2 separate regions of the Homo sapiens genome follow, and region 2 is linked to region 1. A link is a loop called in an ENCODE intact Hi-C map of the cell type or tissue named here. Cell type or tissue: Caco-2. All regions are shown on one strand. Each heading gives the region's core, and the rest is flanking DNA. Links, peaks and the distances in the headings are about the cores only.

What was found. A loop is a pair of places that touch in the nucleus more often than their neighbours do. Peaks named below come from ENCODE experiments on the same cell type or tissue, not always from the same donor. Only the 100,000 strongest peaks of a DNase experiment are listed, where the experiment ranks them.
Region 2: a loop joins it to region 1, with 2.6 times the contacts of the local background. A loop is called at or near these places in 8 of 110 quality-filtered maps.

The regions. Positions count from the first base shown.
Region 1 is chr7:4,951,747-4,968,746 of GRCh38, reverse strand. MMD2 (monocyte to macrophage differentiation associated 2) reads left to right here and starts at 9,560. Exons shown (of 7, transcript NM_198403.4): 1 at 9,560-9,776. The coding sequence starts at 9,730. In Caco-2, for the core only: no CTCF peak of the experiment used is centred there; a DNase peak (open chromatin) is centred at 8,306.
Region 2 is chr7:4,844,522-4,859,267 of GRCh38, reverse strand. The region is part of intron 2 of RADIL (Rap associating with DIL domain); the gene reads left to right. PAPOLB (poly(A) polymerase beta) reads left to right here. Exons shown (of 1, transcript NM_020144.5): 1 at 1-1,530. Among named protein-coding and RNA genes, the nearest start is that of PAPOLB, 10 kb to the left of the region's middle. In Caco-2, for the core only: a CTCF peak has its summit at 9,624 (motif pointing left); a DNase peak (open chromatin) is centred at 9,667.

The DNA of each region.
Region 1 (17,000 bases), core at 3,732-11,731:
AAAAATAAATAAATAAATAAAATGTCTTGCGAGAACAGGGAAAGGAGACTGGCTCAGGGTTAGTATGGTGGTTGGTGGGTGTGACTGGGTGAGGGTTTGTGCACTCAGGGGCTTGTGTGGTTTAAAGCTCCCATTGGCGGCAAAGGAGGGAGCACTGAGGCTTCTTATCAACTTCCCCAGATGTCAGTCACAGGGGAAGAGGGAAAATGATACTTAAAAGCTTTCAGCACTATTTAAGCTTTGGCCGGGCGCGGTGACTCACACCTGGAATCGCAGCACTTTGGGAGGCTAAGGTGGGTGGATCACTTGAGGTCAGGAGTTCAAGACCAGCCTGGCCAACATGGTGAAACCCTGTCTCTACTAAAAATACAAAAATTAGCTGGGCGTGGTGGCGCACGCCTGTAGTCCCAGCTACTCGGGAGGCTGAGGCAGGAGAATCACTTGAACCCTGGAGGCGGAGGTTGCAGTGAGCCGAGATCGCGCCATTGCACTCCAGCCTGGCGACAGAATGAGACGCTGTTAAAAAAAAAAAAAAAAAAAAAAAAGATTTAAAAATAGAACAAAGCCAGGCATGGTGGCCTACACCTATGATCCCAGTGCTTTGAGAGGCTGAGATGGGAGGATTGCTTGAGACTAGGAGTTTGAGACCAGCCTAAACAACATAGCATGTTTCTACAAAAAAATTAAAAATTAAAAATTAAAAATAAAAATAGGCCGGGTACACTGACATGACTGTAATCCCAGTGGGAGGCTGAGGTGGGAGGACCACTTGAGACCAGGAGCTTGATACCAGCCTGGGCAACAAAGTGAGACCTCGTTTTCTACAAAAAAATACATATATATATGTGTGTATATATATATATACGTATATATACACATATATATACGTATATATATACATATATATACGTATATATACACACATATATATACGTATATATATACATATATATACGTATATACGTATATTATATATACGTGTATATATATATATATATATATATGTTTTTTTTTTTTTTTGAGACAGAGTCTCAAAACACAGAGCCTGTGTTGCCCAGGCTGGAGTGTAGCAGCATGATTTCGGCTCACTGCAATCTCTGCCTCCCAGTCTTAATTGATTCTTATGCCTCAGCCTCCCGAGTAGCTGGGATTACAGGCATGTGTCACCATACCCAGCTAATTTTTATATTTTTAGTAGAGATGGGTTTTTGCCATGTTGGGCAGGCTGGTCTTGAACTCCTGGCCTCAAGTGATCCACCTGCCTCAGCCTCCCAAAGTGCTGGGATTACGGGTACAAGCCACCATGCCTGGCCAAAATTTTTTTTTTATAATAAATAAAAATAGGCAGTGTGTGGTAGCTCATGGCTATAATCCCAGTACTTTGGGAGGCTGAGGCAAGAGGATCACTTGAGGCCAGGAGTTTGAGACCAGCCTGGGCAACATAGTGAGACCCTCATTCTCTACAAAAAAAAAAAAAAAAAGTAGCCAGGCATGATGGTGTGCACTTGTAGTCCCAGCTACTAGGGAGGCTGAGGTGGGAGGATGGTTTGCACCCAGGAGTTCAGGGCTATAGTGAGCTGTGATCATACCAGGTGACAGAACCAGACCCTGTCTCTGAAATAAAAATAAAATAAGACCAAAGTGTGTTTCCTACTCTCACACCACTCTATACTTAACACAAAGCACTTTTGTTGTTGTTGTTTTTTGAGACGGAGGCTTGCTCTGTCGCCCAGGCTGGAGTGCAGAGGTGTGATCTCGGCTCACTGCAACCAGCCTCCTCTTCCTGGGCTCCAGCGATTCTCCTGCCTAAGCCTCCCAAGTAGCTGGGATTACAGGCACCTGCCACCACGCCTGGCTAATTTTTGTATTTTTAGTAGAGACAGGGTTTTGCTATGTTGGCCAGGTTTGTCTTGAACTCCCGGCCTCAAGTGATCTGCCCGCCTCAGCCTCCCAACGTGCTGGGATTATAGGTGTGAGCCACCATGGCCGGCCTGTTTACCAGTTTACTATAAGGGGCATTACGGAAAATGCAGAGGAATGGCCAGATGCCGAGGCCAAAGGGGCAAGTTTTGTGGGAAGGGGTGGAGCTTCCATGCCCTCTCTGGGCACACCACCCTCCCGGCACCTCCACAAGTTCAGCATCGAAGCTCTCCGAGTGCTGTCCTTTTGTTTTGTTTTGTTTTGTTTTTTTGAGACAGAGTCTTGCTCTGTCACCCAGGCTGGAGTGTAGTGGCGTGACCTCAGTTCACCATACCTTCACCTCCTGAGTTCAAGCAATTCTCCTGCCTCAGCCTCTCAACTAACTGGGACCACAGGCACGCCCCACGATGCCTGGCTAATTTTTTTTATTTTTAGTAGAGTAGAGATGGGGTTTCACCATGTCGGCCAGGCTGGTCTCAAACTCCTGACCTCAGGTGATCTGCCCACCTCAGCCTCCCAAAGTGCTGGGATTACAGGCATGAGCCACCATGCCCCGCCCTTCTTGGGTTTTTTGGAGGCTTCATTTCATAGGCATGATATACTGAATCATTGGTGATAAACTCACTTGTCAGTCCCTCTCCCCTCTCCGGAAGTCAGGGGGAGGAGTAAACGTTCTAACCCTCTAATCATGTGGTTGGTTCACCTGGTAACTAGCCCCCGCATCCTGAGGCTACCCAGGAGCCCCCCAGGAGTCACCTCACTAGAACAAAAGATGCTCCTATCACTCAGGACGTTACGGAGGTCTTAGGAGCTCTGTGTCAGGAAACAGTCAAAGATCAAATATTACAACTAAAGATCCTCCTAGTGCCCCCGTCTGCAAAGGTTTCAGAAGCTCTGCCTCAGGAACCAAGGGAAGGAACCAAATAATATTTCTTATTGTATCACAATATCACAAGCAGTTAAACATCAAAAAGGGAGTCAAGGCCGGGCGGGGTGGCTCATGCCTGTAACCCCAGCACTTTGGGAGGCTGAGGAAGGAGGATCGCTTGAGCCCAGGAGTTTGGGATCAGCCTGGGCAACACAGTGAGACCTTGTCTCTACAAAAAATTAAAAGATTAGCGGTGTGTCATGGTGTGCATCTGTGATCCTAGCTACTTGGTAGGCTGAGGTGGGAGGATTGCTGGAGACCAGGAGATCGAGGCTGCAGTAAGCCATGATTATGCCACTGCACTCTAGCCTGGACAACAGAGGGAGACCCTGTCTCAAAAAAATGGGTAGGGGGAGTTAGACTATTACATTTAGTATCAGCGTCAGTTCAGGTTCTGTATGCCATAACCTGACACAAATGTGGGTATTGTGTTTTCTTTCTTTTTTCTTTCTTTTTTTTTTTTTTTTGAGACAGAGTCTCTCTCTGTCCCCCAGGCTGGAGTGCAGTGGTGTGATCTGCAACCTCTGCCTCCCAGGTTCAAGCGTTCAAGCGATTCTCCTGCCTCAGCCTCCCAGTAGCTGTGGGGACTACAGGCGTACGCCACCGCATCTGGCTAATTTTTGTATTTTTAGTAGAGACAGGTTTTCTCTATGTTTGCCAGGCTGGTCTCACACTCTTGACCTCAAGTGATCCTCCTGCCTTGACCTCCCAAAGTGCTGGGATTACAGGCACCTGCCATCATGCCTGGCTAATTTTTGTATATTTAGTAGAGGTGGGGTTTCGCCATGTTGGCCAGGCTGGTCTTGAACTCCTGATCTCAAGTGATCCGCCTGCCTTGGCCTCCCAAATGCTGGGATTACAGGCGTGAGCTACCATGCCTGCCTACAGGTGCTGTTGATGCTGTTCCCTTTGCTTGGAACTCACTTCCCCACCTGGATGCCTTTTTCTCACCTGCTCCTTCTTGTCCTCCTGCTCGTTTTCCAGCCATCTTGCAAGACTCAGCTGAGAAGACTTCCCTGACTTCCTTCAGACCCTAATACCCCAGGCAACGTTGTTTCCCCGTCCTAGGGCCACCCCCAGGCCGCCGGCAAAGACACTCTCCTTGGCCAAACTCCAGCCCGGCTCTTTTGAGCGCTTTCTCAGCTGGGCCTCAGCCTTGGCCCATAAAAACTTGAACAAACACGAACCTCGTTTCCAGCCGCTCAAGGTTGCATCCCTAGGATGGCCCCTGTCTCTCTAAAAGTGCCTGCCTGAGAAAGCTCAAGGCTGCCAGAAGTTACAGTTTGTTCCAGCAATGCAGGAGGAGAGGGCTCCTGTGTCCCAGCCTCCAGGGGAGGGCAGGAACCTAACTTGGATAAGCACCGATAGCAAACCCAGATGGTTTCACGTGGACCAATGCCTGCTTTATACTTTTTGTAATTTTTCACTCCCCGATCCTCCTGAGCCCTATCCACCCTCTCCCTTTTCCACCTTTCTCCTTTTTAAGTTATTTATTTATTTATTTTTGCAACAGAGCCTTATTCTGTCACCCAGACTGGAGTGGCGGTGGCACAATCTTGGCTCACTGCAACCTCCGCCTCCTGGGTTCAAGCAATTCTCCTGCCTCAGCCTCCCAAGTAGCTGGGATTACAGATGCACACCACCACGCCTGGCTAATTTTTTGTATTTTTAGTAGAGATGGGGTTTCACCATGTTGGCCAGACTGGTCTCAAACTCCTGACCTCAAGTGATCTGCCTGCCTCAGCCTCCCAAAGTGCTGGGATTACAGGTGTGAGCCACCGTGCCTGGCCTTTAAATTTATTTTTTTAGAGATAGAATCTTGCTCTGCTGCCCAGGATGGAGTGCGGTGGCACGACTGTAGCTCACTGCAGCCTCAAACTCTTGGGCTCAAGTGATCCTACTTCAGCTTTCCAAGTAGCTGGGACTACAGGTGTGCACCACCACACCTAGCTAATTTTTAATTTGTTGTAGAGATGGGGTCCCGCTATGCTGCTGGTCTTGAACTCCTGGCCTCAAGTGATCCTCCCACCTTGGCCTCCTCACGTGCTAGGATTACTGGTGTGAGCCACCACTCCTGGCAAACCTGCAAAACTTTCAATTGCCATCAACCTGGCCCTGGTGGCTACTGGTGCTACCTTGAGACGGAGAGCAGGGACGGAGGGAGGGTTTTGGCCAGGTGAGGTTGATGGAGTGATCTACTCAGTGTGAGTTGTCCCTGAGGCAGGGGCCTCGGTTTTCATCTGGAGATGAGGGCACGACCACCCACTCCCAGAGGCAGTGGAGAGAGAGGCTTAGGTGACCAGGCTGGGCCAAGCTGGAGCCCTCAGAGGTGGCAGGAGGTGAGTGTGGCTAAAGGGAGACAGGGTCATTAGGAACACAGTCAGGTGAGCACAATCAGGCGAGCAGACGGGGAGACTTCTGTCTGGAGGGGCAGACCTGCCGCCTGCACCAGCTTGTCCCCCAGCTGGTGCCTGCCCCAAGCCCCATCCCTGCCTTCTCCCTCATCATACTCCAACCCCGCCTCCTCCTGAGCAGGAGTCAGGCCCTCAGTTGCCATAACAACTGGATCCCGACAGTAAAAATAGTAACTAATTTTTTATTCAACATCTTTTGCTCTTGGAGAAACAGAAAATCCATTTCTAGGCTTGAGTTTCACTTCGGGGGTCCCCTCTGCGGCCCTAAAGATTCCATTGCCAAGGTCGGCTCGAAGGTCAACAGCAGGCTGGGGCCAGGAAGAGGGCGGCAGGCCATGGACCCTGGACAGGCCCAGCCCCAGCCTCCTGGGAGCTGTGGTTACCAGTGGCTGTCTGAGCCTGGCTGGGGCAGAGGTGTCGCTGGTACCTGGGGACAGGTGTGTCCCGGTGCAGTGGACAGCGAGGCCTGGACCTGTGGGGTCAGAGCAAGGGCCATAGAAGTCAAGGTCAGGGCAGATGCCATGGCATGCAGGGCTTGGCTTTGCTTACTACTTCTGTTTGACTTCCATCTTCTGGAGGTCCGAGAAATCACCAGAGCAGGAGTTCTGTGTCGGGAAATCAGCCCAGAGCCCAGCTGGGCTCCAGGACAGTCCTGCCCCCATAGGCCCTGTGACCTTGGGAAGGTCCCCAGCCCATGAGCCTCAGTTTCCCTCATCGGCAGGAGGGGATAGGAGGCATTCATTGCTCCTATCCGAGGTCTCGCTTGTTTTGTGACTTGTGACGCACAGCATCCCAGCTGGGACACGCAAATGTAGATGCCAGACACGCGGCAGAAACAAGGCTTCAAGAATGGGACTCCTCCTGACTATGCACCAATGCCTAAAAAGTCATTTCTTCTGTTTCATTTCCCTCCTCCTCCTCTTCCTTCTCCTCCTCCTCCTCTTCCTCCTCTTCTTCTTCTTTCTTCTTTCTTCTTCTCTTTTCCTTTTTCAGACAGAGTCTTGCTCTGTCACCCAGGCCGGAGTACAGTGGCACAATCTCGGCTCACTGCAGCCTCTGCCTCCCGGGTTCAAGTGATTCTCATGGCTCAGCCTCCCGAGTAGCTCGGATTACAAGCGTGTACCACCACCCCCTGCTCATTTGTTTTATTTTTAATAGAGATGGGGTTTCACCATGTTGGCCAGGCTGGTCTGGAACTCCTGACCTCAGGTGATCCACTTGCTTTGGCCTCCCAAAGTGCTGGGATTAACAGGCGTGAGCCACCGTACCTGGCCCTTGTCTTTTTTTTTTTTTTTAAGAGAGGGTCTCACTCTGTCGCCTAGGCTGGAGTGCGGTGGTGCCATCATAGCTCATTGTAGCCTCCAACTCCTGGGCTCAAGCGATCTTCCTGCTTCAGCCTCCTGAGGAGATGGGACTGCAGGCGCATGCCACCATGCCTGGCTAATTTTAAAATTTTTTGTATAGATGGGGTTTCACCATGCCAAGGTTGGTCCTGAATTCTTGGCCTCAAGCAATCTTTCTGCTTTGGCCTCCCAAAATGCTGAGATCACAGGCATGAGCAGTGGCTTACCCCACCTGGCTTAAAAAAATATAGATAGATAGGTGGATAGATAGATAGATAGATAGATAGATAGATAGATAGATAGATGAGGCTGGGACGGAGGCTGAGATCCTGGAGGCAGAGGTTGGAAAACCAGGAGTTCTCATGTCCCAGGGCAGAAGAGTGTCTCAGCTCCAGGAGAGAGAGAGACCATCTGCCACTTTCTTTCTTTCTTTCTTTTTTTTTTTTTAGAGGGAGTCTCGCTCTGTCACCCAGGCTGGAGTGCAGTGGCGCGATCTTGGCTAACTGCAACCTCCGCCTCCCAGGTTCAAGCGATTCACCTGCCTCAGCCTCCCGAGTAGCTGGGACTTATAGTCCCAGGATGGTCTCGATCTCTTGACCTCGTGATCCGCCTGCCTTGGCCTCCCCAAGTGCTGGGATTACAGGCATGAACCACCGTGCCCGGCTGCATCTGCCACTTCTAATCCATCATCAGGGTGGTCTGGTGGCCTTTGCCTCCTAAGCACTCCTGTTCCCTCTTCTGGTCCCCACCTCAGCCATCCCCCACCCCACCCCCCAGCCCTCAGCCCTGCCATGGCCTCTGAAGGCATCTACTTATAACCCTCTGGTCCTCCCCAGTGGAAGTGGCGAAATAAATTAGATGGAGTCAGCAACACCTGTAATCTCCCCACTTTGGGAGGCTGAGGCGGGCAGATCACCTGAGGTCAAGGAGTTTGAGACCAGCCTGGCCAACATGGTGAAACCCCATCTCTACTAAAAATACAAAAATCAGCTGGGCATGGTGGTGCACGCGTGTAGTCCCAGCTACTTGGGAGGCTGAGGCACGAGAATCGTTTGAACCCGAGAGGCAGAGGTTGTAGTGAGCTGAGATGGCGCCACTGCACTCAAACCTGGGCGACAGAGTAAGACCCCGTCTCAAAAAAAAAAGAAAAAAAGGTGAAGTCCTTTGTCTTTTTCCCACTTCTGGTCCTAGCTCCCTGGGGGCAGAGGGAGTGGGTGGGGTTATCTTCTGAATGTTCAGCAGGATCTCAAATAAAGCATTACTGTATTAATAAAAAGGAATAGGGGCTGGGGCTTGGGAAGGAGGGTGAAGTGTGTGTGCAAACGAAGGGCCTTCTCTTGGATCTGGGGACCAATCCTAGGGTTCCTCAGGTGCCGCTGGCATGTCTTTCACATGGAAGCCTGTCTTCCCTCCATCAGCCCCCCGGGGTTCCAAGCCTCCCATAGGGTGGTTGGTTTTCCAAAGCCCAGAACCTGGGCCAGGTCTCCTACGGGAGAAAGCTGGAATTTGTACTCGGGAATCCAGCCACCAGATGCAAATGACCCTGTCATGGCGGTCAGGAGGGTCCTCAGAGTCATGAAGTCTTGGGGGAAGAGGGTTTTCCCAGAGGCCCTGACCCTTCCCGGGCAGGTCCCATAGGGGCCCTTGTGCCTAGCAGGGACGTGGCAGTAGGGAGCCAGGCAGTGGGGGGAGCAAGCAAGCCACAGGCAGGCGGTAGGTGCTGGGCCCAGCTACACTGGGGACGACGGGCACAGTGTCCGCTGTCCTTCCAGCCAAGTTGGGGCCAGCGGGGTCGGTCCAGCCCTGTCTAGCCCTGGAGGGCTTTTTTCTCCTCACTGGAAAAAGTACTGGTGGAGGATACCTGGGAAAAAGGGGCTGGATTGGGAAGTCCCCTATCCACTTCCTACTCCCTCCACCCCCCACCAACCTCACTTTCCAGTCCCCCTACCCTCGGGTCCCCCACTCCCCACCAACTCCTCCACTTCCCACTCCCTCCACCCCCAGGTCCCCCGCTCCCTCCAACACCCCCACTTCCCACTCCCCCCACCCCCAGGTCCCCCACTCCCTCCAAGACCCCCATTTCCCACCTCCACCAACCTCGGAGTCCCTCTCTTCCCACTAACCCCCTCACTCCCCCCCCAACACCCCGACTTCCCACTCCCTCCACCTCCAGTTCCCCTTCTTCCCACCAACCCCCCACTTCCTCCACCCCCAGGTCCCCCACTCCCCCCAACCCCCCACTTTCCACTCCCTCCACCCCCCAACACCCCCATTTCCCACTCCCTCCACCCCCAGGTCCCCCACTCCCCCCAACTTCCCCCACTTTCCACTCCCTCCACCCCCAGGTCCCCCACTCCCCCCAACCCCCCACTTTCCGCTCCCCCACCCCCAAGTCCCCCACTCCCCACCAACGCCCCCACTTCCCACTCATCCCACGTCCATTCCCACTCTCCTTACCCCCCACTTCCCACTTCCCCCAACCCCTCCAGCACCCCCTGTTCCCACTCCCGTCCCCTTCCCACTCCCCGACTCCCTCAGCCCCGCAACTTTGCATTCCACCCACCTGGCGCCCCCGCCTTCCCAATCCTTCCCACTCCCCCTACTACCACTTCCCGCTCCCCACCCCACCAACCCCCCACCTCCTGGCTTCCAGGGAGGGCACCGGGAAAAGGGGCCGGGGCCAGGGCCGCCCCAGGCCTGGGCGATGGGTGGCTCGCGCGCGCAGCCAGGACCCCCCCCGTCCCGCCCCCACTCCTTACGCCCACTTCCTCACCCCCACCTCTCCCACCCCCCCATCTCCCCACGACCCTCCTCCACCTCAGCGGAGGCGGCGGGGTCGCGGGAGGGAGGGGGCCGGGCTTAGGCGATTGGCAGCGCGAGCCCGGGAGCCCCCCCGTGCCCCCGCCCGCCCCGCCCCCGCCACCATCTGCTCGGGATTTGGCGTCGGCGGCTCCGGGCGCCTCCAGCTCCGGCTCGGGCTCCGGCTCCGGCTCCGGGCGCCGACCAGGTCCCCTTGGCCCCCGCCGCGCGCCCTCCAACCTGCTGCTGCCGCCGCCGCGCCCCCCAGGCTCTGCCAGCTACCCGCGCTCTGAGCCCGGGGCCAGATTCCCATGGAAGCGCCGCGATGTTCGCCCCCCGGCTGCTGGATTTCCAGAAGACGAAATACGCGAGGTGAGCGGCGGCCGCGGAGGTCCGCGGGGAGGGAGGGAGGGGCGCGCGGCGGCGGGGGCCGCGGAGGCCACCTTGGTTCTCGGGCCCCGCCGCCCGGAGCGCTAGAGGGGATCGGCGGACCCCTGACCCCCGCCCGAGAAAACCAGGACCCAGGCAGCCTCGTCTTCTCGCTGGGATGGAGTAACCGGGGCGCCCGCGCCTCCTCGCTGGGTGCCATTGGGCAAGTCGCTTCACTTCTCTGAACCTCATTTCCACGTTTGCAAAACGGGGGTTATGCGAGTCCCCGTGTCCTGGGTCGCCGTGAGGATTAAGCGAGCTGGTCCTTGCAGAGCACTTTGCGCAGCGCCTGGAGCCCAGGCCAGCTACGCTCGGGCAGTTACGCTCGGTCTCTCTTGGGCACTCTTGTTCATGGTAAAAGGCGTTGGTACCACCTCTGTCCACCCTTCCAGCAAGTCGGAGGAAAGAGTAAGTGCTCTTTTCAGATGGAGAAACTGAGGCTCGGGGTGCGGTGGGGGGAGGCACCTGTACATCCTGGTCTTTTCATAGTGTGAACTCCGTGGTCCCCTCAGAACCTCCGTCTCTTTTGTAAAATGGTGATTAACAGACATTGTGATATCTGAGTAGAAGTTAGGCTCCTGTTGCTTGGAATTCCAGTGAAGAAGGTGGGCGTGGGGAGGGGGTTTCTCCTTTTACATATCTTTAAGATTTTGTTGGGAGATGTGCTTGCCTGGAAGCTGGCATGAAAAATCCCCTCCTAAAGTTGCTCCTCGGTCCCCAGTGGTCTTCGGCGAGCACAGACCCGTCTGCTGGGAGCAGCCCGCGGGGGCCTCTTTGGAGGGGGCACCAGGCTGTCCTCCAGGTCACCTTTCCCCCTCTGCCACCTGGGGTCCCCTGCCTTCGTGAACAGAGGGGCCTGGTGTGTGCTGAGGCTCCAGTGGGTGGTGAGTGGGAGATGGGCTGGCAGTATTCTTCCTACTCACATCAGTGTGGCTTGTCACTTGCAACTGGTTGTTGAGAGTGCCCTGGTGCTCCTGAAGTCTCCACAAGTTCTGGTCATATTGAGCACAGCTTGACAAGAGGAGCTCAGGGCTAGGATGGTGTCCAGGGTAGGGAAGGCTGGCGGACAGGACGGAACCCTTCCTTCCCCCTCAGTCTCACCCTCTGTTTCCCCCTGGGGGACATGATGAGTCTATCTCTCCTAAATGGGGAATCCCACCCAGAGATGTGATGCACTTGGGAAGGACTTGAGGATAAGTTCCTGCGGATTGACTCTGTTGACCAGATTGTGTGACTGGACTGGACTTACTTTTTTTTTTTTTCTGAGATGGAGTCTCGCTCTTGTTGCCCAGGCTGGAGTGCAATGGCATGATCTCGGCCCACTGCAACCTCCACCTCCTGGTTTCAAGCGATTCTCCTGCTTCAGCCTTCCGAGTAGCTGGGACTACAGGCACCTGCCACCATGCCCGGCTAATTTTTTGTATTTTTAGTAGAGACTGGGGTTTCACCGCGTTAGCCAGGATGGTCTCAATCTCTTGACGTCGTGATCCCCCCGCCTCGGCCTCCCAAAGTGCTGGGATTACAGGCATGACCCACCGCCCCCGGCCTTTGTTTTTTTTCTTTGAGACAGGGTTTTGCTCTGTCACCCACACTAAGGCTGGAGTGCAGTGGCACAATCATGGTTCACTACAGCCTCAAATTCCTGGGCTTGAGCGATCCTCCTGCCTCAGCCTCAAGTAGCTGGGATTCCAGGTATGGACCACGACAATACCCAGATAATTTATATATATATATATATATTTTTTTTTTTGAGACAGTCTCACTCTGTTGCCGACTCTGGAGTGCGGTGGCGTGATCTCAGCTCACTGCAACCTCCACCTCCCGGGTTCAAGTGATTCACCCGCCTCAGCCTTCCGAGTAACTGGGACTACAGGCGCCTGCCACCAAGCCTGGCTAACTTTTGTATTTTTAATAGAGGCGGGGTCTTGCCATGTTGCCCAAGCTGGTCTTGAACTCCTGGGCTCAAGTGATCCTCTCACCTCGGCCTCCCAAAGTGGGCACTTGGACTTGTAAAGGCTGGCTCCAGGGGATTTTGTGAGACGTAAGTTGGTGGACTGTTCACGGGAAAGAGAGAAACCCTGGGTTTAAGGCTGCCGACGTGGACATGAAGGGAAGGAGCTCTGAAGTCTCAGCAACCAGCCCGGGCCTGTCCCACACCTGCTGTGTGACCTTGGTAGATGTCTCAACCTCTCTTGACCCCAGTGGGTTGATGTGTAAAGTCATGAGAGCTGGTCTAAATGGTCTCTAGATTTGGACACTTGCGCTGGCTGCTCTGGAATTGGAATAGGGATCTGGAGCTGGAGCACGGGCCAGTCTTTCATGCTTGGGCCAATGCAGCTTCTATGGGTGATGGGTCCAGGGAGGAAATGGATCGCATGGATTAGTTCTATTTCTGTTCCCTTCCTCGTTGTGCAGTCTTTACAACTGTACAGTCCACAAATTAGGTCTGTAGTAAAGGCTTCTTGATTAAGTGATTTTTTTTTTTTTTAAAGATAGGATCTACTCTATCACCCAGGCTGGAATGCAGTGGTGTGATCATAGCTCACTGCAGCCTCAAACTCCTAGGCAAACATGATTCTCCTGTCTCAGCCTCCTGAGTAGCTGGGACTACAGGTGTGCACCACCATGCCTGGCTAATTAAAAAAAAAGTATCTGTAAAGATGGGGTCTCACTATGTTGCCCAGGCTGGTCTTGAGCACCTAGGCTCAAGTGATCCTCCTGCCTCAGCCTCCTGAAGTGTTGGGATTACAGGCATGAGCCACTGCACCCAGCTGATTGAATGAATTTAATGGTATAATCCAGGGCTGTCCATGAGTAATATACAAGCCACAGATGTGGCTTTATTTTATTTATTTAGTTTTGAGTTGGAGTCTCACTCTGTCACCCAGGCTGGAGTGCAATGGCGCAATCTCTGCTCACTGCAACCTCCGCCTCCCAGGTTTAAGCGATTCTCCTGCCTCAGCCTCCCAAGTAGCTGGGACTACAGATGCCCGCAACCACGCCTGGCTAATTTTTGTATTTTTAGTAGAGGTAGGGTTTCACCATATTGGCCAGGCTGGTCTCGAACTCCTGACCTCAAATGATCCACCCACCTTGGCTTTCCAAAGTGCTGGGATTAGAGGAGTGAGCCACCACGCCCGGCCAGCTTTAAATTTTCTAGTAGACACTCAGTTTAATGTGTGCCTAATATTCCATCTTGTTATAAGAAAGTAAAAATAAACAGGTGAAATTATTATAATTTTTAGAATATATTTTAGTTAACTCTTTATATCCAAGGCATTATTATATCAGTATACAATGAATATGAACAAATTATTTAGGAGATATTTTACATTTTTTTCCCCACAAGTCTTCATCTAATGTGCATTTTATACTTACAGCCCGTCTGAATTTGGGCTAGTCAATTCCAAGTGCTCAATAACCACATGTAGATTGTGTCTACCGTATTGGTATCTTCTGTGGTGAGAGATGGGTATTCCAAATTAAATTCTGTGTGACATTGTAAAAAATGCTGTCCTTCTTGGAGTCTCTGTTTCTCAGCGGGTGGTAGGCCAGCTAACCCCCTAGGTTCTAACCTAGAGTCTTTGATGTAAGTAACCACCTGGTCACCTGGAATGGCTTTTCTACATCAAGAAACATTCATATCATAAAGCTGTAAGAATTAAGACAGTATGGTGTTGGTGCATGGCTGGGCAAATTGACGAATGGAGCAGAATAAAGAGGCCTGAAATAGATTCATGCATGTAAAGGTGTTTTAAGCTGTGTGTGGTAGCACGTGCCCGTAATCCCAGCTACACCTGAGGCCAAGGCAGGAAGGATCACTTGAGGCCAGGAGATTGAGAACACTCTGGGCAACATAGCAAGATCCCATCTCAACTTTTTAAAAGGCATTTTATTTTTACCAAAGATGGTGTTGCTGATAAACCTAGGCAAGGATGATCTATTGGATAAGTGGTACTGAGACAATTCATTATTCAGATGAGAACAGTGGAATAGGAACCCTACCTCACACCATACAGAAAAGACACTTTTAGAGGGATGAAAGATGTAAACATGAAATAAATTAAAAAGTTGAAAACTTTGAGAATCTATAAAAGAATAACTTTTGAACTTTGGGGTAAGGTTCTGAAGGCACATAAAGTACAAATCATAAAAAAAAGATTGATGAACTTGACTACATTAAAAATTAAGTTGCAGCCGGGCAAGGTGGCTTATGCCTGTAATCCCAACATTTTGGGAGGCCGAGGTGGGAGGAGCACCTGAGTCCGGGAGTTCAAGACCAGCTTGGGCAACATGGTGAAACCCCATCTCTACAAAAAATACAAACAATTAGCTGGGCATGGTGAAGTGTGCCTGTAGTCCCAGTTACTCAGGAGGCTAAGGTGGGAGGCTTGCTTGAGCCTGGGGATCGAGGCTGCAAATGAGCTGAGACTGAGCTCCTGCACTCCAGCCTGGGTGACAGAGGGAGACCCCGTCTCAAAAAAAGAAAAAAAAATTAAGTTTCTGTTAATCAAAAATGCCATGAAGAAAGTAGAAGACAAGCCACAGTGCAAAGGACATATTTGCAACACCTTTAACCAACAAGTAATTAATATCCAAAATATATAGAGAATAAGAAATAGAAAAAGACAAATAACCAAATAGAAAATGTAAAAGACACGGACAGGGATTTCTTGGAAGAGAACACAGGTGAGCATGTGAAGAACTGCTCCCTCGCAGTGGTAACCAAGACAATGCAAAATGAGATACCACTTTAATATCCAGTGCATAAGAAGCCTAACTGTCTGGGTGCAGTGGCTGATGCCTGTAACCCCAGTGCTTTGGGAGGCTGAGGTGCGAGGATCTCTGGAGGCCAGGAGTTTGAGACCAGCCTCTCCAAAAAGAAAAAAATTAGCTGGGCATGGTTGTGTGCTTGCGGTCCCAGCTACTCAGGAGGCTGAGGTGGGAGGATCCCTTGAGCCTGGGAGTTCAAGGCTGCAGTGAGCTATGATCGTGCCACTGCACTCAAGCCTGGGTGATAGAACAACTCCATCTCCAAAAAATACGATAAAAGGCAAAATGTAAATTTCAGATGAACAACTGTAAAAATTTAAAGTCCAAAGTAATTCAATAAAACCAAAATATTTTATGAAAATGAGACTGAGGCTGGGTGCGGTGGCTCACGCCTTTAATTCCAGCACTTTGGGAAGCCAAGGCAGGTGGATCACCTGAGGTCAGGAGTTCGAGACCAGCCTGACCAACATGGTGAAACCCTGTCTCTACTAAAAATACAAAAATTAGCCGGGTGTGGTGGCATGCACCTGTAGTCCCAGCTACTCAGGAGGCTGAGGCAGGAGAATTGCTTGAACTTGGGAGGCAGAGGTTGCAGTGAGCCAAGATCTTGCCACTGCACTCCAGCCTGGGCGATAGAGTGAGACTCCATCTTAAAAAAAAAAAAAGAGACTGAATCACACGAAAATGAAACCACTCAGGCTGAGGGTTCAACATCCATCTAGTTGCCAGTGTAAAGAATTGGAATTGGGTTTTATACAGGTCATGTGTAGCCCTACATCTGCAGGAGTTCAGGAGTTGTAGGAATGTGTTGATATTGATGGTGTTTCCAGCTGCCAAGTGCACCTGTTGGAAGTAGCCAGGCGGTGCTGACCAAGACAATTCCCTGCCCTCCTGGAGCTCACATTCTTCTGTGGGAAGCAGACAACAGATAATAACTATGTGATAACACTTCAGATAGGAATACGTCCAGGTGAGATGGGGAACTGTAGGGATGGAGGAAACAGGGATTAAGATGACTTCCTTGGCTGGGCATGGTGTATCATGCCTGTAATCCCGGTGGATTACTTGAGGCCAGGAGTTTGAGACCACCCTGACCATTATATCGAGACCATGTCTCTAAAAAACCAACTAAGCAAACAAAAAAACAAACAAAAAACAAAAAAAGGCCAGGTGTGGTGGCTCACGCCTTTAATCCCAACACTTTGGGAGGCCGAAGCAGGCAGATCACTTGAAGCCAGCCTGGCCAGCGTGGTGAACCCCTTCTCTACTAAAAATACAAAAATTAGCCAGGTGTGGTGGTGTGTGTCTGTAATCCCAGCTACTCGGGAGGCTGAGGCAGGAGAATTGCTTGAACCCAGGAGGCGGAGGCTGCGGTGATCCAGGATTGTGCCACTGCACTCCAGCCTGGGCGACAGAGCAAGACTCTGTCTCAAAAAAAAAAAAAAAAAAAATCTCATACGGAGCACGCAACCGAGATCCCCACATGTGCAGTTCACAATAGGGTTCATGCTCCTATGAGAATCTGAAAAACAAAAAAAGGATGCCTTCTTGGTAGGACTAACTGTGAGGAAATGCGTGCAGAGTGGTATACAGTAGGTGCCAAATAAACGATGGGCTGATACCATGCAGTGTTGGGCGGAGGTTCGGGCAGTGGCCGCCCGGCCTATGCCTGGGGGGAGCTGTTCTTTCAGCACCAGCAGGTCTCAGTGTGTTTCTTTCCTCCTTGACTGAAGAGCTGAGTTGACCAATATGCAGGGAGAAATAGGAAGTGAGATTTACCTGGAAACCCCCACTTCATCAGCAGTGCAGAAATGCATCTTCAGATTCATCCAGGCACAGCCCACCCTTCCAGGCTTGTCCCAAGTCCCGGGCCTTTTAGGATCCTTCAGGAATGAGCAGGGGATGGCCCCACATGTCCTTCAGCTTTGCACACCTCTCCCCAGCCAGACTGCAAGCCGCTGGGAGCAGGAGTAGGCTGGGGCCATTCAAACCCTCTTGTGTTCCCCAAGGGGCCAGCATGGTCTGGCGTGTGGTGGGCGTCCCTGGCTTGTCCACTACCCACAGCTGGTTAGTTGGTTCACTGATGCACTCAAAAACCTTGTTGAGGCCGAGCATGATGGCTCAAGCCTGTAGTCCCAGCACTTTGGGAGGCTGAGCTGGAAGATCACTAGAGCCCAGGAGTTCAAGACCAACCTGGATAACATGGTGAAACCCTGACTCTCCAAAAAAAGGCAAAAAATTAGCTGGGCATGGTAGCACGTACCTGTAGTCCCAGCTACTTGGAAGGCTGTGGCGGGAGGATTGCTTGAGCCCAGGAGTTTCAGACCAGTCTGGGCAACATAGCAAGACCCTGTCTGTACAAAAAATTTAAAAATTAGCCAGTTGTAGTGGCTC
Region 2 (14,746 bases), core at 5,041-13,040, 110 kb after region 1:
TAATTTTAGATTTTTCAAATTGGTGAATTTTATTTTTCCCTGAAGAGGTTTCTTCACTATTAATCTTAAAATTGGATACCATTGTGCAGCGGTGTACTGTACTTCAGAGAAAGCATAAAAGTACATCTAGCTCAGTCCCTATGAGGTAGCTGTAACCCTTTAAAATGAAATGTCAACTTTAAGGTATGTTTTTGACATCAACCATTAGTAGGTCTTTGGTTTTGATGGCACACTATGGAGAAAGGACACACTGGTTTTAATCTGTAGAACTGTTTTAGAGTAATTAGCAATCAAACATTTTCTTTGAGCTATCAAAGCTCCATATTCTCTTGTCCTCAATCATTAGTCCTAAAACAAAAAAGCTTTTTGCCTCCCTCTCTTCTCTTTGCCTGTATGCACACAGTATGCTTATGTGTCATTTCACAAGAAAAAAGGAATAATATTCTCTAAACCATGATGTGAAACTGACAATCCTGTGGCCACATGGCACAAAACACCAAATATTGGTTATGATGAAACACCACATTTTAGCAAAACTTTACTAAATGTAATGTCTATGAGATATGTTTCTGATCTTGGATGACCATTTGATCACTGCATATGAGAAGTTTTGTTCATTCCACAGAATACCTCCTTATAGGAAAGTTAATTTCCAATTGCACACATAAGCAAAAAGGCATTTTCTTCAAGAATTTTAAACACTTTTATTTTTAAACGATTTATCAAAATTCATCTCTAAATTTTACATGTAGAAACATAAAAAAGTAATTTCTAGCAAGCACTTGACATCTTACTGGCTTTCTGCTCTTTTAGTCTACAAAAGATCAGCAATACTTTAAGTTAAAAAAAATCTCATAATTAAGCAGTAGAGCATCTATGATTAGGAAATGTGAGGGGCAACAGATGTGAATGAATGAAAGTTGAGTCTTTCTTAATCTAGACAGCAAACTTAACAGGCTTTCCAATTAGCCTTGCTTTAACCCCTCCCGTCCCTCCTCTAACTCTGCACTTTTCATGTTAAACTGCAATTACTTAAACTCTTTTCCTGTCCTGCATTAATTTTCCAAAGTTGGAATATAGTCATGTCCTTTTATGCTGTAGAGACTTTTCTTTCACCATTACTTTCTGATATCTAGTACACAGTATTTCTTTTTCTCACATCTTTGCCGTTTCACCACAATAATAAATCGGGTGAAGTGTGCACAATATCTGTATTTTGAATGGCTATGGCGTTAGGTTGAAATGGCCAGGCACAAATTTAGTCTGGTCATTTTGTTTACACATTGGGAAAAAAATTAGTTTATTAAACATTACCTGTAACTGTGTCTGTTTTACCAAGCTGGAACCTTGGGACTTTTTATTTCTAATTTTTATTACCTGAATGTCAGACCATTTTTTCATGTGATGTACCTAGTGAGTGGAGTTTGCTTTGTTTTATGGTATCTGTACTCCTGGTATATTCAAGCACTGTTTTGAAAACAGATGACTTATTTCTCCATTAAAAATGCAATAAAAATAAATGGCAAACAAGCAAAGTGAAACTAAAATACTGGACAATAGTACGATTTAAATCTAAGATATGAATTCAGATGTACTTACATTGTTCTGAAGGAGGGTAGAGTCACTGATGAACCTTTCGATCTTACTAAGTCTAGAACGTAGTAATGTTTAGGGAAACATGAAAAGGTTAAAATTTCAAGTAAGTAAAAGTAAAAAATGAAGTTAAGCTGAATCCAGAAGAAGGCAGGAAAGAAAGGGGGAAAGCATACAAAAAAATAGAGTAAAAAGAAAACACGATCTATGGTCATGGAAATGAAACCAAGTATAACTGTCACTACAATAAATGGACCAAACTTCCTGATTAAAAAAGGCAGAGATGGTCAGATTCCACGGGAAAACCAAGTCCAACTGTATGCTGTTTTACTTAAAAGAGACACAACCAAAATAAAAGAATGGAAAAAAGGCACGCTAATGAAAAGAAGCTGGGATAATAACAACATTATTCAAGTAGGTGTCAGAGCAAAAATAATTATTAAGGGCAAGAGCACCATGCATTAATGATAGAAGTCCTACAGCATCAGGAACATTTAATGATTTAAAACTTGTCTGCACCTAATAACTCAGCCTCAACATAAAATAACAAAGATGAACAGAAATTGTTAAATGTGTCATTATCATAGAAGATTTCAAAACAGCCTTTCATTAATTGATATCAAGCAGATAAAAATAGAAGGGAAACAGTTTTTGAACACAGTCCGGTGTAGTGGCTGGTGGACTTTTCGCATTAAGGACCAGATAGTAAATATTTTCAGCTTTGTGAAGCCATCCGGTCTCTGTCACAGCTACTTAACTCTGCCTTTGTAGAGGGCAATCAGTCATAGACAATATGTAAACAGATGGCCAGGGCCGGATTTCTCACCCATCCCTATCAGCCATTGTTTGCCATGAATGATCTGGTGAATGTTTATTATAGAACCTTCCACCCCACAATTGGAAAATGCATGTTATTCTCAAATAAGCATTGGGCATGTACAAAAATTAACCTCTTGCTATATCAAAAGTAATATTTAACATACTTCAAAGTATCTGATTTATAGGACATGTTCTCTCACCACAGAACAGTAAGTTAGAAATTAAGTAACAGCATAAAGAAGACACAAAAAAGCTCAAGTCATGAAAGAAGAGATTGGTACAATTAAGAGATTTTGTTCATCAGATAATGAACCGTGAAAAGTAAAAAACTGAAAAACAGGCCCTAAGCTGGGAGAAGATTTTGTGATAAGATAAAACTGACAAATGATTACTATCCAGAATATATTAAGGGTGACAAAGGAAAAAGTCTGTTTTAAAGATCAACAGGCCGGGTGCGGTAGCTCATGCCTGTAATCCCAGCACTTTGGGAGGTCGAGGCGGGTGGATCGCTTGAGACCAGGAGTTCGAGATCAGCCTGGGCAACATGGCAAAAACCCATCTCTACTAAAAATACAAAAATTAGCTGGGTGTGGTGGCATGTACCTGTAGTCCCAGCATGTACCTGTCAGTCCCAGGAGGCCGATGCAGGAGAATCGCTTGAACCCAGGAGGTGAAGGTTGCAGTGAGCTGAGATCAAGCCACTGCGCTCCAGCCTGGGTGACGGTGAGAGTCTGTCTAAAAAAAAAAAGCTGGATTCAGTGGTTCATGCTTGTAAGCCAAGCATTTTGGGAGGCCGAGGCGAGCGGATCACTTGAGGCCAGGAGTTTGATTCCAGCCTGGCCAATGTGGTGAAACTCCACCTTTTGTATTTTTCTCTACTAAAAATACAAAAATTCGCTGGGCATGGTGATGCGCACCTGTAATCCTAGCTGCTTGGGAAGCTGAGGCATGAGAATCACTTGAACCCAGGAGACGGAGGTGTCAGTGAGCTGAGATCAGGCCACTGCACTCCAACCTGAGCGACAGAGCAAGACTCTGTCTCAAAAATCGAAAACAATAAAATCCCCAACAACCCAGTTTAAAAAATGGGCCAAAGAAGCGCATAAGCACTTCACGGAAGAGGAGCTAGGAACGGCCAATAAACATGAAAAGATGCCCAATCTCAGTAGTAACAAGGAAAATACAATATGAGACCAGAGAGGCATTTCTTTTTTTTTTTTTTTTTTTTTTTTTTTACAAAAATAAAAAAGTCTAACAGTGTCTAGGTATGGTGAGGATGAGGAGCAACGGAAACTCGAACGCGGTGCCAGTGAGAACATGGTGCAAATTGTTTTGGCCCCTTTGGGAAGCAGCTTGGTCTTATCTAGCACAGTTGACGGGCCCACACTCTGCGTTCCAATTAGTCTCCTCGTAGGTCTTCACCCTCATGCTGTGGGACACTGATGTACTTCATCTTACTGATCCCCTTAGTCTTTGGGGTGACCAGAGTCTGTGGGACCACAGCCGTGTCCAGAACTCTACACACCTTCTAGTTTACCTCCAGTGTGCCATTTAACTACCATAATTTTCTCTGGTATTTCTCGTGGTGGTAGAAAAGTCAGGAAGCATTTGAAAATGAGTATGAGAGTGTTTATGTCAACGTTTTGTAGTAGCCGAAAGTTCCAAACAATCCACATATCCATCAATGAGGGAATGGCTGGATGGTGGCATATTCATGCAATAAATACCATAAAGTTGTGAAATTAGACCGTAGCTGCCTGCGTCAGTGTTAGCTGTGTGTCATCATGTTGAGGGAAAAGCACAAAAATGCACACAGTGTGATACCATTTACATAAGGTTTCAAAATAAGCAAAGTAGAGCAGTGTAATTTAGGGTTCCAAAAATGTGTGGTGTAACTATAAATGAAAAAAGGCCATGTTAAACACGGAATCCAGGAAAGTGATTCCCTTTGGTGGGGTGAGAGGTGGGGACAGGCAGGAAGATGTGCTTGGGAGGGTTGATGTGACTCTGGAACTAGTGCATTCTTTTTAGGTTGGGTGGTGGATGAAATGGTGTTTATTTTGTTATTAGTCTAAGTTACAAATGCTTTCATATGTGTGAAATATAATTAAACAACCAATACCAAAGTGGTATCTTTTTGTTTTTGTTTGTTTGTTTGTTTTGATACGGAGTCTCGCTCTGTCGCCCAGGGTGGAGTGCGGTGGCGCCATCTCGGCTCACTGCAACCTTTGCCTCCCGGGTTCAAGTAATTCTCCTGTCTCAGTCTTCCGAGTAGCTGGGATTACAGGCGCCCGCCAACATACCCAGCTAATTTTTGTATTTTTAGTAGAGACAGGATTTCACCATATTGGCCAGGCTGGTCTTGAACTCCTGACCTCAGGTGATCTGCCTGCCTCGGCCTCCCAACGTGCTGGGATTACAGGCGTGAGCCACCGCGCCCGGCCCAAAGTGGTAACCTCTTTATCAACAATGACAAAAACCAAACACCACCCTCCCCAGAAACAAAAGCAAACAGAAAACCCCACCTAATGCCCCCTCATCAGTTTGGAATTGCATTTGGCCAGGTCAGAGTAGCTTGGGCACAATACAGCTTTCTTTCACCTAACAGTAAGTTCGGGGCTGGTAACGGTGGCTTTCCTGGTCACCAGGGACCAGGCTTTTTCTACTTTCGGCCCCATCATTCTAGTTCATGCCTTCTATCTTCAGGGTTACCTCAAGGTGCAGGATGGTTAATGGGGCCCCTGCCATCACATCTTCATTTAAGGCAGGAAGAAAGAAGGAAGACGGGGAATGGCAAAGGTGTACCTGCAAACTGCCCACCTATGGAGCTTTCGGAGAAGTCCCAACAGCGGCATCCCCTCATCTTTCACTGACTGCACCGTAGTCACATGGCTGTGCCTACCTGCAAGGGAGACAGGAAAATGTCTCTTTTCTTAGCTGGGTACATCACCTCACCAATAGCTTAGGGCTTATGCTATTAAGAGGAAGGAGAGAATGTCTAGTAAATGGCAATGATAGTCTTCTCTTTCACAACACACATATATTTAGAAGTTCAAAATCACTTCCAAATAACTTTCCATGTACACCCAGCGTATTTTTTTTTTTTTTTTTTTGAGACAGAGTTTCACTGTTGTTGCCCAGGCTGGAGTGCAGTGGCGTGATCTCGGCTCACCACAACCTCTGCCTCCCAGGTTCAAGCGATTCTCCTGCCTCAGCCTCCCAAGTAGCTGGGATTACAGGCACCCACCACTATGCCTGGCTAATTTTGTATTTTTAGTAGAGACGGGGTTTCTCCATGTTGGTCAGGCTGGTCTCAAACTCCTGACCTCAGGTCATCTGCCCGCCCTGGCCTCCCAAAGTGCTGGGATTACGGGTGTGAGCCAACATGCCCGGCCTACCCCCAGCATCTTAAAGTCAGCAGTGGCACATGGAATCTCCATCATTCTTTGAGTATTTGACTTCCTTTCTGCTATTTAAAAGGCCCATGTGTTTAGGTGAGGCCCACCTGGATAATCTCCCTTTTGATTAACCCAAAGTGAACTGATGAGAAAACTTATTTACATATCTGCAAATATCTCTTTTGTCATACAACAAAACATAATCTTGAAATGACACGAACAGTTCCCACTCACGCTCAAGGTTGGAGGGCGGGTTATGCAAAGCAGGGGTCACTGGGGGTCATCTTAGAATTCTGGCTGCCACAGCCTGCCCTCTGGCCTCCAGTGATCCATAGCTACACCCACATGCAAAATACACTCACCCCATCTCAAGGTCCCCCAGTCTCATCCTCTTATAGTATCACTTCAAGTCTAAAATCTCATCATCTTAATCTAAATCAGGTGTGAATGGGGCGTCTGGGTATAATCCATTAAGTACCACTCTTGGGGCGCTATTTCTTTCCATCTGTGGACCTGTAACACTAAAGACACAAATATCTGCCCCAGCCCTCCCAACTTGCAAGGGTGGGACAGGCATAGGGTAACAATCACTCTGGTTCAAAAGTGAGGGAAATGGGCCAGGCGCGGTGGCTCACGCCTGTAATCCCAGCACTTTGGGAGGCCGAGGCAGGTGGATCACATGAGGTCAGGAGTTTGAGACCAGCCTGGCCAATATGGTGAAACCCCATCTCTACCAAAAACACAAAAATTATCAGGGTGTGGTGGCACATGCCTGTAATCCCAGCCACTCTGTGCTATGTGGGCAACATAGCAAGACCCCCATCTCTACAAAAAATAAAAAATTAGTCAGGCATGGTGTCACACACCTGTGTTCCCAGCTACTCAGGAGGCTTAGATGGGAGGATTGCTTGAACCTAGGAGTCTGAGGTTGCAGTGAGCTTTGAACATGCCACTGCACTCCAGCCTGGGCAACAGAGCTAGACCCTGTCTCAATAAATACATAAATAAATAATAGGAGGAAACGGAAGGTAAAAAGGTGCCACTGGCCTGGCCCAAAGCATTTTTGAACTCTAGTGAGGCAAATTCCAGTGGAAGTTCTTTTGTTCCGTTCCAAGGCCTGGGGTAGTCTCTCAGCTCTGCCCTCTGTCCTCTTGGTGCCACCCTCTGGGATCTTGGCTTCATCCTCTGAGTCATCTTTCCCTCTGCATGGACGGTAGCATGTCTATCAGCCACTTCCTGTCTGTAGCCACCCCCTTCATTTTTCAGTGTCTCTGTTCCCTTCAGTCTAGGCCAGCCAGTGTTTCTGCTGGTATAATTTTCTGAAGAGCCTGTGGGCCGGATGAGGATTTCCTGAGAATTCACTCCAGTAGACAGAAGCCACATCCATAAATGTCTCTGAGATAATCCCTTCTCTACTTTCAGCTTCTGGTGAGATGGTGGAGGGACAGTGCTCTTGAACTTCCTTGAGGTCCTCTGTTTTGACTAAGAAAAATATATGAGGAACACCCTGACTCTACTGAGTCATTTATGTGGCCAGGTACCCTGACCTTTTGGTCTTCCTGGGTTTCAGCAAAGGGTTGTCCAGACCCACACTTGGTTTTTCCTCTGTGCCTCTCATCAGAAGCCATTTCTGACTTTTGGCATCTCTTGTCATCTGGGAAGGCTGCGCATTTTCAAACTTGTCCAGTCCTGGTTCTTTTTTTGCTGAACAGTTCTTTAATTTCTCTCTCTCCTGTTGCCTCTTAACCATAAGCAGCAAGAAGAAACCAGGCAGCACCTTCTACACTCTGCTTGGAAACCTCCTCAGCCATCTCTTCAGGTTCACCATTTGCAAATTCTGTTTCCAGCAATTGCAGGATGACATATTCAGTGAGCTCCCTGCCCTCACATCACAAGAACCCTCCTTCCTCCAGTTTCCAGTAACATGCCCCTCGCTTCCTTCTGAGCCTTCGCTGGCAGTCTTGTGAGCCATCTAGGTTTCTGCTGTTTGCAGCAATTTTGCCTTTCTCTGAGGTGATTTAGGAAAGTTCTCACTTTATTCTGAGAAAGAAGCAATGTCTTTACTGTGCACATTTCCTAGTAGCCTGTTCAAGGGAATCTAGACTTTCCCCATCCTGCTTCTCAGAGTCCTTCTAGCCTCCACCTATTGCCTGGTTACCAAAGCACCTTCACATTTTAGGTATTTGTTACAGTAGCACCCCATTTCCTGGCCCTAAAATCCGAACTTTTCTTTTCTTTTCTTTTTTTCTTTTTTTTTTTTGAGACGGAGTTTTGCTCTTGTCACCCAGGCAATGGCATGAGCTCGGCTCACTGCAACTTCCACCTCCCACATTCAAGTGATTCTCCTGCCTCAGCCTCCTAAGTAGCTGGGATTACGGGTGTGTGCCACCATGCCCGGCTACTTTTTCTTGCATTTTTAGTAGAGATGGGGTTTCACCATGTTGGCAAGGCTGGTCTTGAACTCCTGACCTCGGATGATCCACCTGCCTTGGCCTCCCAAAGTGCTGGGATTCCAGGTGTGAGCCACCACACTCGGCCCTGAACTTGTTTTCTATTGCTTGCAACTACAAGTGCAGCTTAAAACTATACTATTTAACTTACGTTTTCCACAAGTCAGGAGTCTGGGCACGGGAGAGCTGGACCCTCTGCCCAGGTCTCACACGGCTGCACTCAAGGTATCGGCTGGGCTGCGTTCCTTTCTGGAGCTCAGGGGCCTCTTTCAGACTCACAAGGTTGTTGGCAGAGTTCAATTCCTTGTGGTTTTAGGACTGAAGTCTCTGCATCTCTCCCCTTGTCTCTCTCTGGCTCACAGCCGTGGACCACTCTCAGCTCCCAGTGACTGTTGTCAGGTTGCCCCGTGATGCCCTGGAGAGCTGCCCTGGCATCACACACGTCTCACACCTCAAACCTCTCTGACTTCTCTTCCGTGACCAGCTGGAGAGAACTCTGGGCTTTGAAGGAGCACACGTAATTAGGTTCGGCCCAGCAAATAACCTCCATATCTCAAGGTCAGCTGATAGACAACCTTAATTATATCTGCAGAATCTCTTCTGCCATGCAGCATAATCACAGAGTGAGCCCAGGGGGCAGAGACCATGGAGCCATCTTAGAATTCTGCCCACCATAGTGACCTTCCATGCTTTTTCTGTGCTTATATTATTCTGCAGGGGACTTCTTACACATGTATATACATACATACAGGGTTCTTTCTGTCAAAGGTTTTTTTTTTTTTTTTTTTTTTAAAGGGATCGTCTGTGTAGTGTGGGTAAAAGGAATGAAGAAAAAAATAAAAAGAAAACAATGAGGGAATCATATACTTAGTTTTCTGTATTTTTCATACCAGATCCTCTCTGGAAAATACATCGTGTGTTATACCTCCAATTCATTCATCTTAATGGTTATGGAATATTCCTTGGTGTAGACGAAACACTCTATGTATTTGGGGATTGTTAGGAACAATTTTGCAACATACATTCCTACATATACTATATTTCACCAAGAAAAGATGTTATCAGTAGTAAGATCACCAGTGTTAACCACCATAAAAAATACAATTAAACTAGGACATAATACTTTCTTATTACCTAGGATTTTTATTTTTGTACTTAAGCTGTATTGTAGCTAAAGATTTATTTCAACACAGATTGTGATCTGTGTTCGTTTTGTGCGTACGCAGAAAGGTATGCAGGAGTGAAATGAATTAAGATTCTAAGTCTTTTCAAATGAGAGCCGTCCCTGTCCACACTCCCCACACAGTATCATTTTCTTTGTCCTCAAGAGGATTGGTGATGTGGCACCCCCTGCTGTCTCTAGTACATTCTTCCAAGCCACCTGCCATTCGGTCTGCAGGTTTGTTGCAGATAACAGCTGGAAGGCATGTTCATGCCTTGGATGGTCCTGAATGAACTGAAATGTTTCAGAACCTTGCCCCAGGCAACAAAAACCAAGCTGTAGCCTCACAGCTGCAGCCTGGCCGACATTCCACAGAATACAGGATGCCTTCCAGTTCCAGAGATGTTAGAAGATAAACAAGTGTGTTTAGGAGTTGATGGAATTGATCCCATCAACGTTCATTCATTCATTAATTCATTCTTGCAGTAGAATGAAAACTATGTACACTTAAATATTTTTACTTATTTTCACCAAAGTTATATATATATGTGCACAGTTAAAGCAATAGTTTCTCATTACCGATTAAAAGCAAAACAGCAGTTCTCTGCCATAGCCGTTCCTTCTTCCCAGTTTTGAACTCCCCATAACCACTTTCAACTGTGAACTCTTTCTTTCTGGCTTTTAATTCCCTTTTTTTTTTTTTTTTTGAGACAGAATTTCCCTCTTGTTGCCCAGGCTGGAGTGCAATGGCACGATCTCGGCTCACCACAACCTCTGCCTCCCAGGTTCAAACGATTCTCCTGCTTCAGTCTCTCGAGTAGCTGGGATTACAGGCATATGCCACCACGCCCGGCTAATTTTGTATTTTCATTAGAGATGAGGTTTCTCCATGTTGGTCAGGCTAGTCTCAAACTCCTGACCTCAGGTGATCTGCCCGCCTCGGCCTCCCAAAGTGCTGGGATTACAGGTGTGAGCCACCATGCCCGGCCTAATTCCCTATCTTTAACAAACGTATCCTACTATGTCTTGGTTTTTAAAAATTTCAGACATTTTCTAGTGACTTCCTTCAGTGGAAAATGAGAACTTAGGTCTTTTCACCACCCGCCTCTCCAAATTTCCAATTCCTATTGCCCGATCTTCTCAATAGAGCCATGTTTTTTTTTAAATTAATAATCAGGGTTTACCTTTTTATGATCATGTATAGCTTTTCACAACTAAAGATGGGTCTATACAAATATTGTTTTTCCTTCCTGTCCAACTTTTATTTTTCTTTGTAGTTAATTATTGTCCTTCTTGCTTGTCCATTCTTTTCCTTGCTACTTTTCATTATTTCCGCATTCCCTTAACACTCTGTTGTCTTCCCTCTTTTAAGATGTTCAGATATATTCGATATCTTATCAATTTCAGCTTCTTGGAGCTATCTTCCTTGTCTCTGTTGGACTGGGGGCTTATGACGTAAAGAAATGTCTTTGCTGGGTTTTTTTTTTAAAAAACTTTTATTATAAGAGGTATTTTTATACCATAAAATTACCTGTTTTTAGTATACAATTGAATGAATTTTTAGTAAATTTACAAAGTTGTGTGATCATCATCATCACAGTCCAGTCTTAGCAATTTTTTTTTTTTTTTGAGACGGGGTCTCACTCAGTCACCCAGTCTGTGCAGTCACCCAGGCTGGAGTGCAGTGGTGTGATCTCAGCTCACTGCAACCTCCACCATCTCCCAGGTTCAAGCAGTCCTCCCGATTCAGCCTCCCGAGTTAGCTGGGACTACAGATGTGTGCCACCATGCCTGACTAATTTTTGTATTTTTGGTAGAGACAGGGTTTCACCATGTCACCCAGGCTGGTCTCGAACTCCTGAGCTCAAGCGATCCGCCTGCTGCGGCCTCCCTAAGTGCTGGGATTACAGGCGAGAGCCACTGCACCCGGCCGGCACGTTTTCATCACCAAAAGATCCTTTGTGTCTATTAGCAGTCAGCCGGTCCCACCCCCAGACCCAGGCAGCCCCTGATCAGTTTTCTGGCTCTATACATTTGCTTTTTCCAGATATTTCGTATATATAGAGTCATACCTGTGTGTTTTTTTTTTTTTTTTTTTTTTTTTTTGCATCTAGCTTTTTTCACGTAGCATATTTTTGAGGCTCATCCATGTTGTAAGAGGTATCATCAGTATTTTGTTCCTTTTCATTGCTAAACAGTAGCCTATCGTATGGATAGATTTTGTTCATCTGTTCACCCGTTGATGGACATTTGGATTATTTCTCCCTTGTTGACTATTCTGGATAATGCTGCTGTGAACATTTGTGCATAAGCATTTGCGTGGACGTGTATTTTTTACTTCTCTTGGGCATATACCTAGGAGTTGAACTTATGAGTCACAGGTAAATTCATGTGTAACATTTTAACAAACCGACAAGCTGTTCTCCACAATGGCTGCACCATCTTACTTTCCAGCAATCGTGTATGAGGGGTCCAGTCTTTCTGCACTCTTGATATTGTTTAACTTTTTTGTTGTTGTTGTTTGGTGAGACGGAGTCTTGCTCTGTTGCCCAGTTGCAGTGCATTGGCGTCATCTTGGCTCACTACAACCTCTGCCTCCTGGGTTCAAGCGATTCTCCTGCCTCAGCCTCATGAGCAGCTGGGATTACAGGCACTTGCTACCACACCCAGGGAATTTTTGTATCTTTAGTAGAGACGGGGTTTTACCATCTTGGACAGGCTGGTCTTGAACTCCTGACCTCAAGTGATCCACCCACCTTGGCCTCCCAAAGTGCTGGGATTACAGGTGTAAGCCACCATGCCTGGCCTGTTTACCTTTTTTATTATAACCATGGTAGTGGGTGTGAAGTGGTATCTTATTTTGGTTTTCCTCTGCATTTCCCAAATGACTAATGATGTTGAGCATTTTTTATTGTATTTTACTGTACTTATTGGCCATGTATATTTATTCTTTGAAGAAATGTTTATTCAAATCCTTGTCCATTAAAAAATGTGGTTGTGGCTGGGCACGGTGGCTCATGCCTATAATCCCAGCAGTTCGGGAGGCTGAGGTGGGTGGATCACCTGAGGTCAGGAGTTTTGAGGCCAGCCTGGCCAACATGGTGAAACCCCATCTCTACTAAAAATACGAAAATTAGCCAGGCATGGTGGCACACACCTGTAATCCCAGCTACTTGGGAGGCTGAGGCAGGAGAATCGCTTGAACCTGGAAGGCGGACGTTGCAGTGAGCTGAGACAGCACCACTGCACTCCAGCCTGGGCAACAAGAGCAAGACTTCGTCTCAAAAAAAAAAAAAAAAAGACAGATGCAGGGGAGGGAAGGGAGTTGGAATCATTTTCTAGATGGCAAGGAAAGACTCCCCCACCAAAGTTAAAACTCAAGATACTTAAAAAAGCAATAGGGCCGGGCGCGGTGGCTCACGCCTGTAATCCCAGCACTTTGGGAGGCTGAGGCGGGTGGCTCACGAGGTCAGGAGATCGAGACCACACTGGACAACATGGTGAAACCCCGTCTCTCCTAAAAATATAAAAATTAGCTGGGCATGGAGGCAGGCACCCGTAATTCCAGCTACTCAGGAGGCTGAGGCAGGAGAATCGCTTGAACCAGGGAGTCGGAGGTTGCAGTGAGTCGGAGGTTGCAGTGAGCCAAGATCGCACCACTGCACTCCAGCCTGGTGACAGAGCGAGACTCCGTCTCTTTAAAAAAAAAAAAAAAAAAAAAAGAAGATTGTAGCTCTGGAACAAAAGAGACAAATAAGCAGTGGTGCCTGAGATGAAACAGCGCCCTCCATAGGGCTGTCGCTGTTGGTGGCGTGCCCAGCGCCATGCTGGACGCGGTGAGCAGGACTGTGCTTCGCTGGTCACCGTGACCCTCTCTAACGAAGGGCTCACAGCTTCCCGGGGTAACTGGCTACAGCCCCTGGTTTCGGCTGGAGGAAGTTCTCGGTTACGCCACGCTGCTCTCTCCTCGGCACAGCCCCGGAGAGCTCTGTCTCCATCTGTGTCTGCCTAACAAATGGCTTAAGCATTTTATCTCCTCAGTTACCCATTATCTTAATTAGGTTTTCAGTTGCTTTTCAGAGAGCGCGATTGTTGTTCCCTGAGTAAGACTCTAATTAGTGTGAGGCGGTCCAAGTTTCATCATGGAAATAATACCCTAGAGTATGTAAAAAAATAATTTCTTCCCCGTCTAAAAAAATGGAACCTCTCATTTTGCCGAAAATTTGGAAAGTAAGTGAAAGTATAGAGAAAGGAGGAGAAATCACCTGTCAGGTCACCTCCCGGAGAGAATCATTTTCAACGCTTTGGTGCTTTTCATTCTGGTGTTTTCTTAGTGTATGCATTCATTTACTTCATTTATTGATCGATTAGAGATGGGATTCTGGTGTTTTCTCAGAATATGCCTTCATTTTCTGACTTCATTTATTAGAGATGAGGTCTTGCTCTGTCACCCAGGCTGGAGCCCAGTGGCACAATCATAGCTCACTGCAGCCTCCATCTCCTGGGTTCAAGTGGTACTCCTGCTTCCACCTCCTGAGTAGCTGGGACTAAGACGTGTCCCACCACATCTGGTTCATCTTTTTATTTTTGTGGATTTGGGGTCTTGCTGTGTTGCCTAGTCTGCTCCCAAACTCCTGGCTTCAAGTGATCCTCCCGCCTCAGCCTCCCAAAGTGCTGGGATTACAGGCATGAACCACCATGCCCAGCCTACATTAGCTTTCTTTAGGTTAGGTTTCTAAAGTATTCTGTAAATATAATTTTCATATACAGGACACCTCTCGCTTCTTTCTTCCTTTTTTTTTTCCTACGTAGGTCAAATTCTAACACCCCTCGTTTCTTAATTCGGTCCCTTTCCTCAGTCCTAGCACTCAGGGGCCACATGTGGTTGACTCCTGGGTCATGAATCCAACATGATTTGCTTCTGATCTTTAAATATATTACTGGCCAGGTGCAGTGGCTCATACCTGTAATCCCAGCACTTTGGGAGACTGAGGCGGGAGGATTGCCTGAGCACAGGAGTTTGCGGCCAGCCTGGGCAGAATAGTGAGACCCTGTCTCTATAAAAAATACAAAATTAGCTGGGCGTGGTGGTGTGCACATGTAGTCCCAGCTACTTGGGAGGCTGAGGCAGAAGGATTGCTTGAGCCCAGTTAGGTGGAGGCTGCAGTGAGCTGTGATCGTGCCATTGCACTCCAGCCTGGGTGACAGAGCAAGACCCTCTCTCAAAAACAAAACAAAACAGCCTGAATTTTGCTTATTCACCATGTCTAGTCACCTTGCTAAATTCACTTGTTAATTATAATAATTTTTCCATAGATTCTTTT